Linked DNA regions of Mus musculus: region 2 is linked to region 1. Evidence: chromatin loops called from intact Hi-C (ENCODE). Cell type or tissue: gastrocnemius. All regions are shown on one strand. Links, peaks and the distances in the headings refer to the core of each region. The heading gives the core; the rest is flanking DNA.

What was found. Peaks named below come from ENCODE experiments on the same cell type or tissue, not always from the same donor. Only the 100,000 strongest peaks of a DNase experiment are listed, where the experiment ranks them.
Region 2: a loop joins it to region 1, with 5 times the contacts of the local background. A loop is called at or near these places in 1 of 42 quality-filtered maps.

Annotation. Positions count from the first base shown.
Region 1 is chr1:16,914,208-16,921,366 of GRCm38, forward strand. No RefSeq gene overlaps it. Among named protein-coding and RNA genes, the nearest start is that of Gm46085, 180 kb to the right of the region's middle. In gastrocnemius, for the core only: no CTCF peak of the experiment used is centred there; a DNase peak (open chromatin) is centred at 2,626; H3K27ac peaks cover 2,308 bases.
Region 2 is chr1:16,665,100-16,672,258 of GRCm38, forward strand. It overlaps Tmem70 (transmembrane protein 70), which reads left to right and starts at 92. Exons shown (of 3, transcript NM_027415.2): 1 at 92-406; 2 at 2,569-2,674. The coding sequence starts at 209. In gastrocnemius, for the core only: a CTCF peak has its summit at 3,485 (motif pointing right); no DNase peak of the experiment used is centred there; H3K4me3 peaks cover 651 bases; H3K27ac peaks cover 134 bases.

The DNA.
Region 1 (7,159 bases), core at 675-5,674:
TAATATCCAACATATATAAAGAACTCAAGAAGGTGGACTTCAGAAAATCAAATAACCCCATTAAAAAATGGGGCTCAGAACTGAACAAAGAATTCTCACCTGAGGAATACCGAATGGCAGAGAAGCACCTGAAAAAATGCTCAACATCCTTAATCATCAGGGAAATGCAAATCAAAACAACCCTGAGATTCCACCTCACACCAGTCAGAATGGCTAAGATCAAAAATTCAGGTGACAGCAGATGCTGGCGTGGATGTGGAGAAAGAGGAACACTCCTCCATTGTTGGTGGGATTGCAGGCTTGTACAACCACTATGGAAATCAGCCTGGCGGTTCCTCAGAAAACTGGATATAGTACTACCGGAGGATCCAGCAATACCTCTCCTGGGCATATATCCAGAAGATGCCCCAACTGGTAAGAAGGACACATGCTCCACTATGTTCATAGCAGCCTTATTTATAATAGCCAGAAGCTGGAAGGAACCCAGATGCCCCTCAACAGAGGAATGGATACAGAAAATGTGGTACATCTACACAATGGAGTACTACTCAGCTATTAAAAAGAATGAATTTATGAAATTCCTAGCCAAATGGATGGACCTGGAGGGCATCATCCTGAGTGAGGTAACACATTCACAAAGGAACTCACACAATATGTACTCACTGATAAGTGGATATTAGCCCAAAACCTAAGATACCCAAGATATAAGATACAATTTCCTAAACACATGAAACTCAAGAAAAATGAAGACTGAAGTGTGAACACTATGCCCCTCCTTAGAAGTGGGAACAAAACACCCTTGGAAGGAGTTACAGAGACAAAGTTTGGAGCTGAGATAAAAGGATGGACCATGTAGACACTACCATATCCGGGGATCCATCCCATAATCAGCTTCCAAATGCTGACACCATTGCATACACTAGCAAGATTATGCTGAAAGGACCCTGATATAGCTGTCTCTTGTCAGAGTATGCCTGGGCCTAGCAAACATAGAAGTGGATGCTCACAGTCGGCTATTGGATGGATCACATGGCCCCCAATGAAGGAGCTAGAGAAAGTACCAAAGAAGCTAAAGGGATCTGCAACCCTATAGGTGGAACAACATTATGAACTAACCAGTACCCCGGAGCTCTTGACTCTAGCTGCATATGCATCAAAAGATGGCCTAGTCGGCCATCACTGGAAAGAGAGGCCCATTGGACACGCAAACTTTATATGCCCCAGTACAGGGGAACGCCAGGGCCATAAAAGGGGATCGGGTGGGTAGGGGAGAGGGGGTGGGTGGCTATGGGGGACTTTTGGTATAGCATTGCAAATGTAAATGAGCGAAATACCTAATAAAAAATGGAAAAAAAAAAAAAGAGTTGATTTTAAAACAGGTGCCACGTCTGAATGTAGCAGAATACCTTCTTTCAGCTTGTTCTTCATATGCTGGGAGAGCTAGGGCAATAGACAATGTTTCTAATTTTTTTAAATTTAAAAACAATGTGTTACTTAAAATTATATCTTGAGCATGTGAAATTTTCTTAAAATTTGATTGTTAGAAAACACATGGTGGAACTAACTTGTGGCTCTAGGGGAGCAGAGGCCCTTATTCCTGTGAAGGCTCCCAGTGTAGGGAAATGCCAGGACTGGGAATGGGAGTGGGTGGATTGGGGAGCAGGGGGCGGTGGGAGGAGATAGGGCATTTTTGGAGGGGAAACTAGGAAAGGGGATAACATTTGAAATGTAAATAAAGAAAATATCTAATAATTTTTTTTAAAGTTGATTGTTTGGGGACTTCAAAGCTAGTGTCATTATGATAGTGTCAAAGGACTTCAGCAGTTCCCAGCAGCTTGTCTTTCAATGATGGCATTGTCTTGGGAAAACTTAGCAGGGTGTCACTATTTTGACACTCTCACCAGGGTGTCCTGGCCTGTACTGCAGAGGAATAGCCTTCTCTCTCACCCTGTTGCTTAAGTTTGGGGTCCAGTAGACATGTCCTCTCCCCGATACTGGCTTTGCTAATCATCAAGCTCTTCCTGCCGTGCAAATCCAGAGGTTCTGCTCCATTCTTAATTTTACAGAATTGGGACAGTTTATAGTTTATATTTTGGGTTTCTTGTGAGAATAAATGAGAGGCATATGCAGTAGAGTACTAGATGGATTAAGTGTGTTGTTTCTAGTTAACCCGTAGTGGGATATTGGGTATATTTTAGGTATCCTATTTCCTCATCCATAGAAGGAGTACATTGTATCTGTTTTTTCAAGCAGTTGATTAGATACAAAGAATGCACAAACATGAGTTGGTCCTTTTTACAACACTATTCCTGGAATATATACTGAGTTCCAGTAGATTATGTTTTTCCCCCACTGAACTCTGCTGATTTTGTTTGAGATAGGGTTTCTCTATGTAGGCCTTGTAGGCCTAGAACTCATATATAGACCAGCTTGGCCTCAAACTCATAGAGACATGCCTGCCTCTGTCTCCCCAGTGCTGAGATTAAAGGTGTGTGTCACCATGTCCTGCTGAATTCTGATGTTTTAAATGTCTCAACTTGGGCAAAAGAGTGCTGATGAGCTCCATAGTCCACAGGCAGGAGTGAAGATGCTGACTGGTGGGGAAGCTGGAAGGATTCACAGAACAGGCTCAGGAGTGACAGACTGTGAGCCTGCCAAGAAACTGTACAGGGAGCTCCTTCCCTCACACTGCTAAAAATACTGCTGGGAGAGTAATTTCTCTGGTCCTAATTTAGAAATCAAAGACAGAGCCACCATTTTCATGTTTGGATCCTGGTCAGCCTTCAGTCTGAGTTTTAAATTTCAAGAGATTTTTGTGGAGGGAACAGTTAAAATAGCCTGTAGAGTTTGGAAATTTTATTCGAGAATAGGTACATGTTGGGCATCATTTAGGAAATTACTAGTATTTTTGAAAGGCTTTATTAGGAATAGTTGGAATGCCATAGTAAGAAAATCTTTTCAGCTATTGACCTGCCCATAAGTCTATGATTAAATGTGTGTGTGTGTGTGTGTGTGTGTGTATGCGCGCGCGCACAATCTTTCACTGTGGATTATTGTTCACTCACTTCCACAAACATTTATTGAGTTATTATTATGAAAAATACTGCATCCAGCCCTTGAACAGAAGTAGGAAAATATAAAGAGAAGTAGCAAGAGATTCCTATTCTCAAGTGATCTTAGAGTGTTCTGGGAAACACGAGGCTTCAAAACCAACACAAGGAAACACGTTGGGTTCAGGGTCTAGTCAGGGTTGTTGTGTGTAGAAACAGGCTAATAATGTAGGCTGGATAGAGGGCTCAGCAAATACAAACACTAGATGCACTTCCAGAGGACTAGTCTCAGTTTCTAGCACTACACTTGTCTGTAACTCCAGTTCTAGGGGATCTATTGCCCTTGGTTTTTTTTTGCTGTGACCACCACACACACACAGGCAGTATAATTATATATACACACAGGCAGTATAATTATATACATGCAGGCAAAACATTCCTACACATAAGACAAATAAACCTTAACGACAACAAAAGAAACAGGTCAATTAGCTAAACAACTTGTCAAATCACTTCACCAACTACCAATTACTAAAAGACCAAATTAGTCACAATCAACTTGCCATTCGCCCAGCTCCACTGAGTGTTGCTGAAGAAAGAATTTGCTTATGGGGCTCTATAGAGGAAACCTTTTATTAGTATTATTTAATACTGTATTTGTATTAGTAAAGTGGTTATTTTAAACTTCCAGCCATGGACTATGTCTATGATTTCCAGTCCTCTTGAGTTAGGCCATGGGAGAACATTGTGCATATCAAATTTCAGTAGCCAGAAGTGAAGTTTGCTTAAATAAATCAGACCACTTTAAGAAAGCTGATGCATTAGTTATGTTTTCAGTAGGAAAGAGATGCCACCAAAGGAACTGCCTGGAAATGCAAAGTTAGCTTTGTAAAGGTGCACATTCAGAAGTGTGGGAAGGATTAGGGAAACCAACAATGGTGGTTCCCACAGATGGGAAGTGTGAGAAGCCATGGCCACATGGAAGGGATGAGATGGTGGCAGTCACCTACCACATCTCATTTCTAGCAGGTGCCTCTCACTGCTCACAGCCAGTGATGAGCAGAGGTAACGAATTGCTAGGCAGAGGAAAGGGCAGAGAAGAGACATGGCACCTGTCTCATAAGAATAGGGGCATAAGGCATAAGTCTCGGATGCCTCCTATAAGGTGGTTTTAGAGAATCTAATAGAACATCTGTTTGGCTTACTAAAGCCCCTCTACAGACCTCTTGAAACATAGACATTTCTGCATTGACTTCCCTAAAGCTTAAAAGAATTTTAGTAGAGGGCCAGGGTACAATGTATGGCTCAGGCTAGAATCTTGTTATCTTGATTTTGTCTTGAGAGAACTGTACCTTAGTGTATCAGCCTGAAGCAAGATAGGGTGGACACCACTGTTGATGCAAGTGTAACTGACTGTGAGCGTTAGATCTACACAGGACTGATGCTTAATAGCAACCCCAGGTGATAAGGTTGAGGCAGAATACTCAAAGCAACTGTATTTCTCACTTCGAGCCTGAGTTTCCTCTGGATTAAGTGAATCTCTGAGGTTCTTAGATACTGAGGAGAAGGAATCGCCAAGATGGTGATAGACCTCCCACTAATAAAGTCACATGGGTCTTTGGAGGATTTAGGAGCATAACAACTGAGATACATGTCTTTGATTCTTTTTGTTTTGTTTTTGTTTGTTTTTGGTTTTGGTTTTTTTGTTTTGTTTTGTTTTGTTTTGTTTTGTTTTGTTTTTAGATAAGGTTTCTCTGTATAGCCCTGGGTGTCCTGGAACTCACTTTGTAGACAAGGATGGCCTTGAACTCAGAAATCCGACTGCCTCTTCCTCCCGAGTGATGGGATTAAAGGTTTATGCCACCACAACCGGCTTGAGTAGGAATTTTGATGGGGATTGCATTGAATCTGTAGATTGCTTTCAGCAGGATAGCCATTTTTACTATATTAATCCTGCCAATCCATGAGCATGGGAGATTTTTCCATCTTCTGAGATCTTCTTCAATTTCTTTCTACAGAGACTTGAAGTTCTTAACATACAGATCTTTCACTTTCTTAGTTAGGGTCATACCAAGATATTTCATATTATTTGTGACTATTGTGAAGGGTGTTATTTCCCTAATTTCTTTCTCATCCTGTTTACCCTTTGTGTAGAGAAAGGCCACTGATTTGTTTGAGTTAATTTTATATCCAGCTACTGTACTGAAGCTGTTTATCAGGTTTAGGAGTTCTCTGGTGGAATTTTTAGGGTCACTTATATATACTGTCTTAGTCAGGGTTTCTATTCCTGCACAAACATCATGACCAAGAAGCAAGCTGGGGAGGAAAGGGTTTATTTGGCTTACACTTCCATATTGCTGTTCATCACCAAGGAAGTCAGGACTGGAACTCAAGCAGGTCAGGAAGCAGGAGCTGATGAAGAGGCCATGGAGGGATGTTCTTTACTGGCTTGCTTCCCCTGGCTTGCTCAGCCTGCTCTCTTATAGAACCAAGACTACCAGCCCAGAGATGGTCCCACCCACTAGGCACCTTTCCCCCTTAATCACTAAGAGAAAATCCCTTACAGCTGGATCTCATGGAGGCATTTCCTCAACTGAAGCTCCTTTTTCTGTGATAACTCCAGCTGTGTCAAGTTGACACAAAACTAGCCAGTACATATACTATCATATCATCTGCAAATAATGATATTTCAACTTCTTCCTTTCAAATTTGTAACTGAAACCCCTTTACCTCCTTTTGTTGTCTAATTGCTCTGGCTAGGACTTCAATATTATATTGAATAGGTAGGGAGAAAGTGGGCAGCCTTGTCTAGTCCCCGACTTTAGTGGGATTGTTTCCAGCTTCTCTTCATTTAGTTTGATGTTGGCTACTGGTTTGCTGTATATTGCTTTTATTATGTTTAGGTATGGGCCTTGAATTCCTGATCTTTCCATGAGTTTTATCATGAAGGCTTGTTGGATTTTGTCAAACGATTTCTCAGCATCTAATGAGAAGATCATGTGATATTTGTCTTTGAGTTTGTTTATATAGTAGATTATGTTGTTGGATTTCCATATATTAAACTATCCCTGCATTCCTGGGATGAAGCCTACTTGGTCATAATGGAAGATTGTTTGGATGTGTTCTTGGATTCGGTTTGCAAGGATTTTATTCAGTATTTTTGCATTGATATTCATAAGGGAAATTGGTCTGAAGTTTTCTTTCTTTGTTGGATCTTTGTGTGGTTTAGGTATCAGAGTAATTGTGGCTTCATAGAATGATTTGGGTAGAGTACCTTCTGTTTCTATTTTGTGGAATAGTTTTAGGAGAGTTGGAATTAGGTCTTCTTTGAAGGTCTGATAGAACTCTGCACTAAACCCATCTGGTCCTGTGCTTTTTTTGGTTAGGAGACTATTAATGACTGCTTCTATTTCTTTGGGGAAATGGGGCTGTTTAGAGCGTTAATCTGATTCTGATTTAACTTTGGTACCTGGTATCTGACTAGGAAGTGTCCATTTCATTCATGTTTTCCAGTTTTGTTGAGTATACCCTTTTGTAGTAGGATCTGACGTTGTTTTGGATTTCCTCAGGTTCTGTTGGTATGTCTCCTTTTTCATTTCTGATTGTGTTAATTAGGATACTGTCCCTGTGCCCTCTATTAGTCTGGCTAAGGGTTAATCTATCTTGTTGGATTTTCTCAAAGAACCAGTTTCTGGTTTGGTTAATTCTTTGAATAGTTCTTTTTGTTTCCACTTGGTTGATTTCAGCTCTAAGTTAGATTATTTCCTGCAGTCTACTCCTCTTGTGTGAATTTGCTTCTCTTTATTCTAGAGCTTCTAGGTGTGCCTTCAGGCTGCTAGTGTATGCTCTCTCTAATTTCTTTTTGGAGGCACTCAGGGCTATGAGTTTTCCTCCAGACTGCCTTCCTTGTGTCCCATAAATTTGGGTATGTTGTGGCTTCATTTTCATTAAACTCTTAAAAAGTCTTTAATTTCTTTCTTCATTTCTTCCTTGACCAAAATATCATTGAGTAGAGTGTTGTTCAGTTTCCACGTGAATATTCGTGTATTAGTCAGGGTTCTCTAGAGTCGCAGGACTTATAGATAGTCTCTACATAGTAAAGGAATTTA
Region 2 (7,159 bases), core at 1,142-6,141, 250 kb before region 1:
TGGGTCATTTGCTGCCTGGAACCCACCAGGTGGAGAAGGTTGCAGGCCGGCCGCATTTTCTGCGCACGCGCGCGCACCAATCCGGCCGCGTGTTCCGTTTAAGGGGCGGAGCCTCATCGCTCTTGTGGGGGCCACTGTCGAGCGGAGTCGCTTTTGGGTGTCCTTGGCCGCAGCTGGAAACTGACGGCCACCTTCTCCAACTCGCAGCATGCTGTTGGGGTTGGGCGGCCGGTGGGCAGCGGGCCTATGGCCGGGCCGGACGAGGACGACGTGGTGTGTGGCCGCCGCGCTCCGAGGTTCCGGGATCGCTTTCTGGCGTGCGGCCTCGCTAGCCGAGCCAGAGCGGCTCCGGAGCGGCGGGCATCTAGCGCTAGCCGAGTCTTGCGGGCCACCCGGGCGAGCGCAGGTCGGCTGTTCGTAGGCTGTGGTGGTGGGGAGCGGGCGCAGCATGGGGTCTGGGAACTCCAGTGCTGAGGGGACACTCCCGGTGCGGGCCTGGGAGGAGCAGGCCTCGACCTCGGGGTCCGCAGCTGCTGTCAATCCAGGGATTGATTCTCCTTTCGAAGGCTATTAAAGCACCACAAATGGTTCTTTTTGTTGTTTTTCAGAGACAGGATGTCCCAGTTTTGTAGACTCACCTGTCCTGAATTCGCTATATAGACCCGGTTGTCCTCGAAATCAGAGACTCGCCTACCTATTGACTTCCCATTCTAGGATTAAAGATTTGCTCTGCTGCGCAGGGACTTATTTCTTACTCTAGAGCTAAAGGTCAGAAGGGCGCTAAGTGCTAAGAAATTGATGCAGCACGTGGAGCTAGCCTCCTAAGTTGTGTTACTTGTCCGTTTTTAGGAATTTCTTTGATTACGGAGTGAAAGGTGGGGTGTGGATGTTATTGAACAAAGTACGTAGTATGTTAAACTATACTATAAAATGTAAGAATTTTGTGGGTTTTCGAGACAGGGTTTCTCATGTGTAGTCTTGGCTAACCTGGGACTTGCTCTGTAGACCAAGCTGGCCTTGAACTCAGATATCCCCTGCCACTGCCTCCAGAGTGCTGGGATTAAAGGTGTAGCTCGGCAAGAATTTTATGTATATTAAGCTACATTGTAATATATAAGAATTTTAAAAACTTTTAAGAAATGCTGAAAGTGGTAATTGAATTATTTGTTGTTAGTTGCTTGTGGGTGGGTTTCCCTGTGTAGCCCTGGCTGATCTGTTGACCAGGCTGGTGCTGGCTTCAAACTCACAGATAAAAGGTGTGTGCTATAGCCAAGGGTCTCGAGATATTGGACTCTTAACTGAATTTCAACACAAATTAGGCATACTTTTTACATTTTTAAATGTGAGCAATGTGAAATTCATTTTTAGATGCTCATTTATACATACTTGGGAAACTCCTGTTTCATATAGCTTTCAAGCAGTTTTTCAAGCAAGCTTTCTTGCTAAGAGATAGAAGGCCCAGGGTATGGTAGTGGCACAGACTTAAAGTCCCAGTGTTAGCTCTGGAGGCTCAGACAGAGGATCAGCATGAGCTTCATGGTCAGTTGGAGGCCAACATGGACCACATTGATGACTGGACTTGATCTTCAAAACAAAATGGGGTACAAGGTATATGCAAGGCTTTCAGGGAGACAGCCTTAAAAATGCTAGTTATTCATGTAACTAGTTCCTAAGTACTAACCACAGGGGTGGTAGGAGAAGCCTAGTCTGTGGAGGCTTTTGTCTTCAGGATGGGAGTTTGATCTCTGGACATGCCTGTGCATACGAACCCACCAAACAAAACAAAGCAAAACAAACCCCTCAATTTACAGTATTTTGCTAAGATTGTTTTTTGTTGTTTTTTGACTGGACTTGAACTCAGAGATTTACGTGCCTCTGCCTCCTGAATGTTGGGCTCAAAGACATGTACAGTCATGCCCTCTGTATTTTCTTAGATTATTACATTAAAGCAAATTTAAACAAATGTTTTTGCCTATGTAGTATCTGTGTACATACATGTGGAGGTCATCATTGACTGTCTTCTATCTCAATCTTATTTAAGATTTTTTTGAGGCCAAGTTGGCCTCAACTCAGATCAGCCTGCCACTGTCTCCCAAGTGCTGAGACAAAGGGCATGCACCACCACTGTGTAGCACGACTTTTACTTTATATGTATGGGTGTTTTGCTTTCATGTATGTGTATACATACGTACGTACATACATACATATGAACGAACCACACCTATCAGTGCTCATGAAGGCCCAGAAAGGGCATGGATGCCAAGGGCTTGGGTTGCAGAAGGTTGTAAGACACGTAGGTGCTGGGACTCTGAACCTTGGTTGTCTGGAAGCGCAATGAGCCTCTCCATCCTGAAGCCTGGTTTTAAGAGATAAGATCTCTGACTCTGGAGCTCTCTGGTTGGCTAGAGTGGCCGGCAGGAAGCCTGGGAATCCTCTAGGTTATTTGAGAGAATTCTTTGCATGGCATTGTAACAAGTTCTCTTTGTTATATTTAAATGAAATAAAAACAACATTGATAGAAATAAAAATTTGTTCAACCAGTTACTCAATGGTTTCTTGTTTCAGCAGATACCTGTTTGTTGGGAACAATGTGTCCGCTGCTTCCATACACAAGTTGATAAGCCAGAAAATGGCAGGCTGATTTATACTGGAAACCTGGCCCGAACGATATTTGGTGAGTAGTCTGAAGTGAGATTATTTCCTTATTTTCCTTTTTCTTTTTGAGATTATAAAATAATTACGCTTCTCCCTTCCCCTTCCTGCCTTCAAAACTTCCTATATCCCCTCCCCCGTTAGTTTCGTTTAAATTCATGGCGTCTTATCCTCAGTTATTGCATGGATATATGTATATGCATAAATATTTCTAATTATAATTTGTTGAATAGATACAGTGTTACTTGTTTGTGTTTTCAGGGCTGACCATTTTGTGATGAAAAACCAGTTGATGTGTTCTTTCCTGGGGAAGACCACCTCTCCCAGGCCCAGCTTTACTCAATTGCCTGTAGTCTTTGCATGGGGTTGAGATCTCTGGGGCTTGTGCCCAGTAAACCTTTTTTAGCATATGTTAGTTAACCTTGTTGTTTGTTTGTTTTGTTTTGTTTTTGTTGTTGGTGGTGTTTTTTTTTTTTTTTTTAGCATGTCTCAATTATTTTTTTCCTTAAAGCTTTTTGAAACAATGTAGAGGTTGAGACTTTGTTTTTAGGGTTTCAGTGATGTTTAAAGGCCGAGTTGCAGTGTGTGATTTGATACCTAGGCACTGAAGCTTCCCTTCCATCATTATTTGTCTTAGAATAGCCAACAGACAAATACAACTCTGTGAGTATTCTAAGAGGAGTGGAAGGAGATTGTTACAGTTTGATTTGAGCTCTGCAGCTCATGTATTTAATAGATTAATAATATCTTAATAATATATTTATAAATATATTTATAATAATAAAAGCACAATAATATAATAATATATACTTACTAGCCTAACTTTCCCAGCTGATGGCGCTGTTTTGAGAGTTCTGGAAACCCTAGAAGAGGCCTTCCTCTTAGAAAGTGGGTCACTGGGGGTGAGTTCTGGAGGGAGGAATATCTTGTTCCCAGTTCCTCCCATCCTTCTCTCTCTGGTTCCAGTTTGCCATGAAGGTCTTCCACTACATAAACCTTTTGGCATGATGTTTCACCCAAGTTCTTAGGGACTAAGCAACTGTAGATTGAGAACTCAGAAATAATGAGTCAAAGTTGCCTTTTCCTTCTTTTAAGTTGCCGTTTTTCAGTATTTGGTCAAATGCAAAAGCTGTGACCAAAAACCTGGTAATACTTCTTTTATGTTGTTTTGAGACAAAGTCCAGACTATCTTGTATACCTGGTGCCACAGACCATTTTGGTCCCTTGTCTGCGAGGAACGGGTCTCAGGTGGGCAAGGAGTCAGCGGGAATTGACAGACTCGACACAAGGGAGTGTGGATCTGAATGTAACTTGTCAAATTGAACATCAAACTTTTTATACAGAAGAAAATACGGAAGTTGGGTGACACAACCAGCAAGGTACAAAGAGGTTACTGGATTCTTACATAAAACAGGAATGCAAACACGGAAGGACTGGTGGGAACCTACTGGGATAAAATTTAATGTTAACAACTGAGATCAAAAACAGCTCCACCTAAGGTCCACTTAATCTTAGAAGCCAGGGGCAAGGGCTTCGTGCCCTTGCCATAGTTCCTATTCTAGTCCACCTTGTATAGTCCACCTTCCCCCTAGGCCATTGTAAATACTTGTGTATGGGTGTAACTCAGCTACCTATAGTTCTAAGTATCTACTCTGGTTCCTCTTTAGGTCACAAACTTCCTTCTTCCTAGATAATGGTAAATTTCTGTGTTGGGCAGTGACTTAGCTATCCATGCCCAAGGTCGTATCAAGGACTGCCTAGAATCTAACTTAGCTATACATCAAAATATCAATCCTTCGGAGCACTTATAATAAAGCAATATTAAGGGAAAACACACAGATCCGTTTACCAACTAAAGCAAGGACATTGGAGCATTCTGTATACAGGATGCCACAGTTCCAGGAGACTAAGTTTCCATGAACTTTTCACCTCGGGACAGCACCCAGGTTTTCGGGGCCTGTCATGCGTGTCACTAATGGAGTGCATGTAGCAACCTGGCCCTGGTTATACCTCTTTAGAATAGTTGTTTGAAGCTGGGTGTGGGGGTGCACACCATTAGTGCAAGTGTATATCTGTGAGTTGGGGGCTAGCCTTGTTTGAGGACAGTCAGAGCTACATAGTGAAACTCTGTCTCCAAAAAAAAAAAAAAAAAAAAAAAAGTCACAGGGTGACAGGGGCCTGTAATAACATCTGGCCTCACTGGCCTCATTTTTACTTAAATGTTTCTAAATTTAACATTTAAAATGTGGGTGGAGCTGGCAGTGTCGCTCAGTGGTTAGAATACTTACTTGCCTAGGGCTTAAAGTCCTATGTTCAGTTCTGAGCATTGAGGGAATGTTTTATATTTCCAAAATCTGTAAATAATGTTTGTTCAGTTCTTCTTGGAATTTGTAGAAGACTTATTTATTCTCCCAGGGATAGAGGATTATTGTAGAGAAGGAAAGGTGGCATATTGAATAAGTTCAGTAAAGCTATTTACTGACTTTGGTCATAGTTTAGTGGAGACACTCAGAAGAACTTAGTGAAGTTACATGATTTATTAAGTCCTCAGAGTTGTCCTGTATTTTAGTAACCTCAGTAAGAATGGAATCAGAAATACCCTGCAGATTGCTGTATGGCCAAGTATGGCCACAGCATTTCAGTGCCTACACTTACTCATGTTGGTATAAAATGACTGTAAAATTTAACTCTGGAAATCTGTTGGTTTTCAAGTATATGGTATTATAGTACACTTAAAATTTTAGCTATCTATAACTTTTTCAGAATAAGGACCAATTATTCTACTGACTTTAGAATTGCAATTCAGTGGTTATTATCATTAGGGGGTTAGAAAGTTCTTCAAAAGTCTTAATGAGTTGAAGGTTTATAAAGGAAGGGTTATTGATTTGTCCTGTATCCTTCCTTGACTCTTGTTTGTAAAGGAGAAAGCCAAGATGGATTTTTGTATGGATAAGCTATAATGTCTGTGGGAAGAGTGTAACTGGAATATCAAAGTTCTACAATTTTGGAGCTAGGCAGAAGTTTAGTGTTTAAAAGAGTGCTGGCTGCTCTTACATATTCAATTCTCAGTGACCACATGGAGGCTAACAAGCATTTGTAACTACAATTCCATGGGATCTGACTCCTTCCTACAGATACCAGGTATACATGGGTTGCACAGACAAAACATCAACAGATAACATAGTGATTTTAAAACTTTTTTGGTTGGGCAGTGGTGGCACACACCTTTAATCCCAGCACTCAGGAGGCAGAGGCAGGCAGATCTCTGAGTTTGAGACCAGCCTGGTCTATAAGAGCAAGCTCTAGGACAGCCAGGACTATTCAAGAGAAACCCTGTATTGAAAAACAAAACCAAGGGCTGCAGAGATGGCTCAGCAGTTAAGAACACTGACTGTTCTACCAGAGGTTCGGAGTTCAATACCCAGCAACCACGTGATGGCTCACAACCATCTGTAGTAGAATCTGACACCCTCTTCTGGTATATCTGCAGACAGTGACAGTGTACTTACATAAAAAAACCAAACAAATCTTAAAAAAAAAAGAAAGAAAAGAAAAGAAAAACCAAAACCAAAACAAAATGCAATTGTAATTGGTAGAGGAAGTTGTTCCCTGAGTCTTTGTTCTGGGTAGTAGAAGTGGAAAGTTGCTTGTCAAAGGTTGGAGCTACTTTGTACCTGGGAACTCACCAGAAATACCCAGGAAGTGGTGTGATTTGGAGCATTAACTGCTCCATGGAAAACACTTGAAGGCTTCCCTCATTATTGTTAATGCAGTCACAGATAATTACAGATCTGCTATGTATTGTACAGGGGCACTGTGTTAGGGATACTATACTTAAAGGTAATGTAGAATCTTAACATTGGTAGGAAAGAAAGGGTGAATATACCACATATTTAGTGCAGTATTTCTAAGTTGTAAGTTAGATATGAGTTCACGTTGAGGAGACAGATTGGTCTTATCGGGATACCTTTCCATAAGGCCTTTCCATAATGCCTTGTCTGACGAGTAAAGTCTGGTATGAGGTGTGGAAGGAGCACATATATCCTAGGTGCAGAATACTTAGTACAAGCAGAGGCAGGAGGATTGTCAGACTGAAGGGATCTCTGAGCGTGTCTGGGAAAGATTCCCTACATCAGCTTAGTTAGTGTGGGAAGATCCACCCTAAATGGGAGTTTGCCATTCCATATGTGGGGTCCTGGGCTGGATAAAGGCGAGAGAGCTCACTGAGCTTTCCTAACCGAATGGCCTGTGCCTGGCCACATTCCAGCAGTTCCTGATGCTGCACCTTCCTATCTGGTAGTTTCTTTTTAGTAACTGAGAACAAGAGAAATGTATGTTCTTACAGGTCTGGGGGCTACAGTGTGACCTGGGTCACATTTCTTGAAGACTCTAGGAAGTAGTATTCTTACCCCTTAATCCGCTGGTGGCTCCTGGCTACCTTAGCATTCTTGGCTTATAATTTGTCTGTGACTGTTACTTGTTCTTCCTGTGGCAGCCTTCCCTGCAT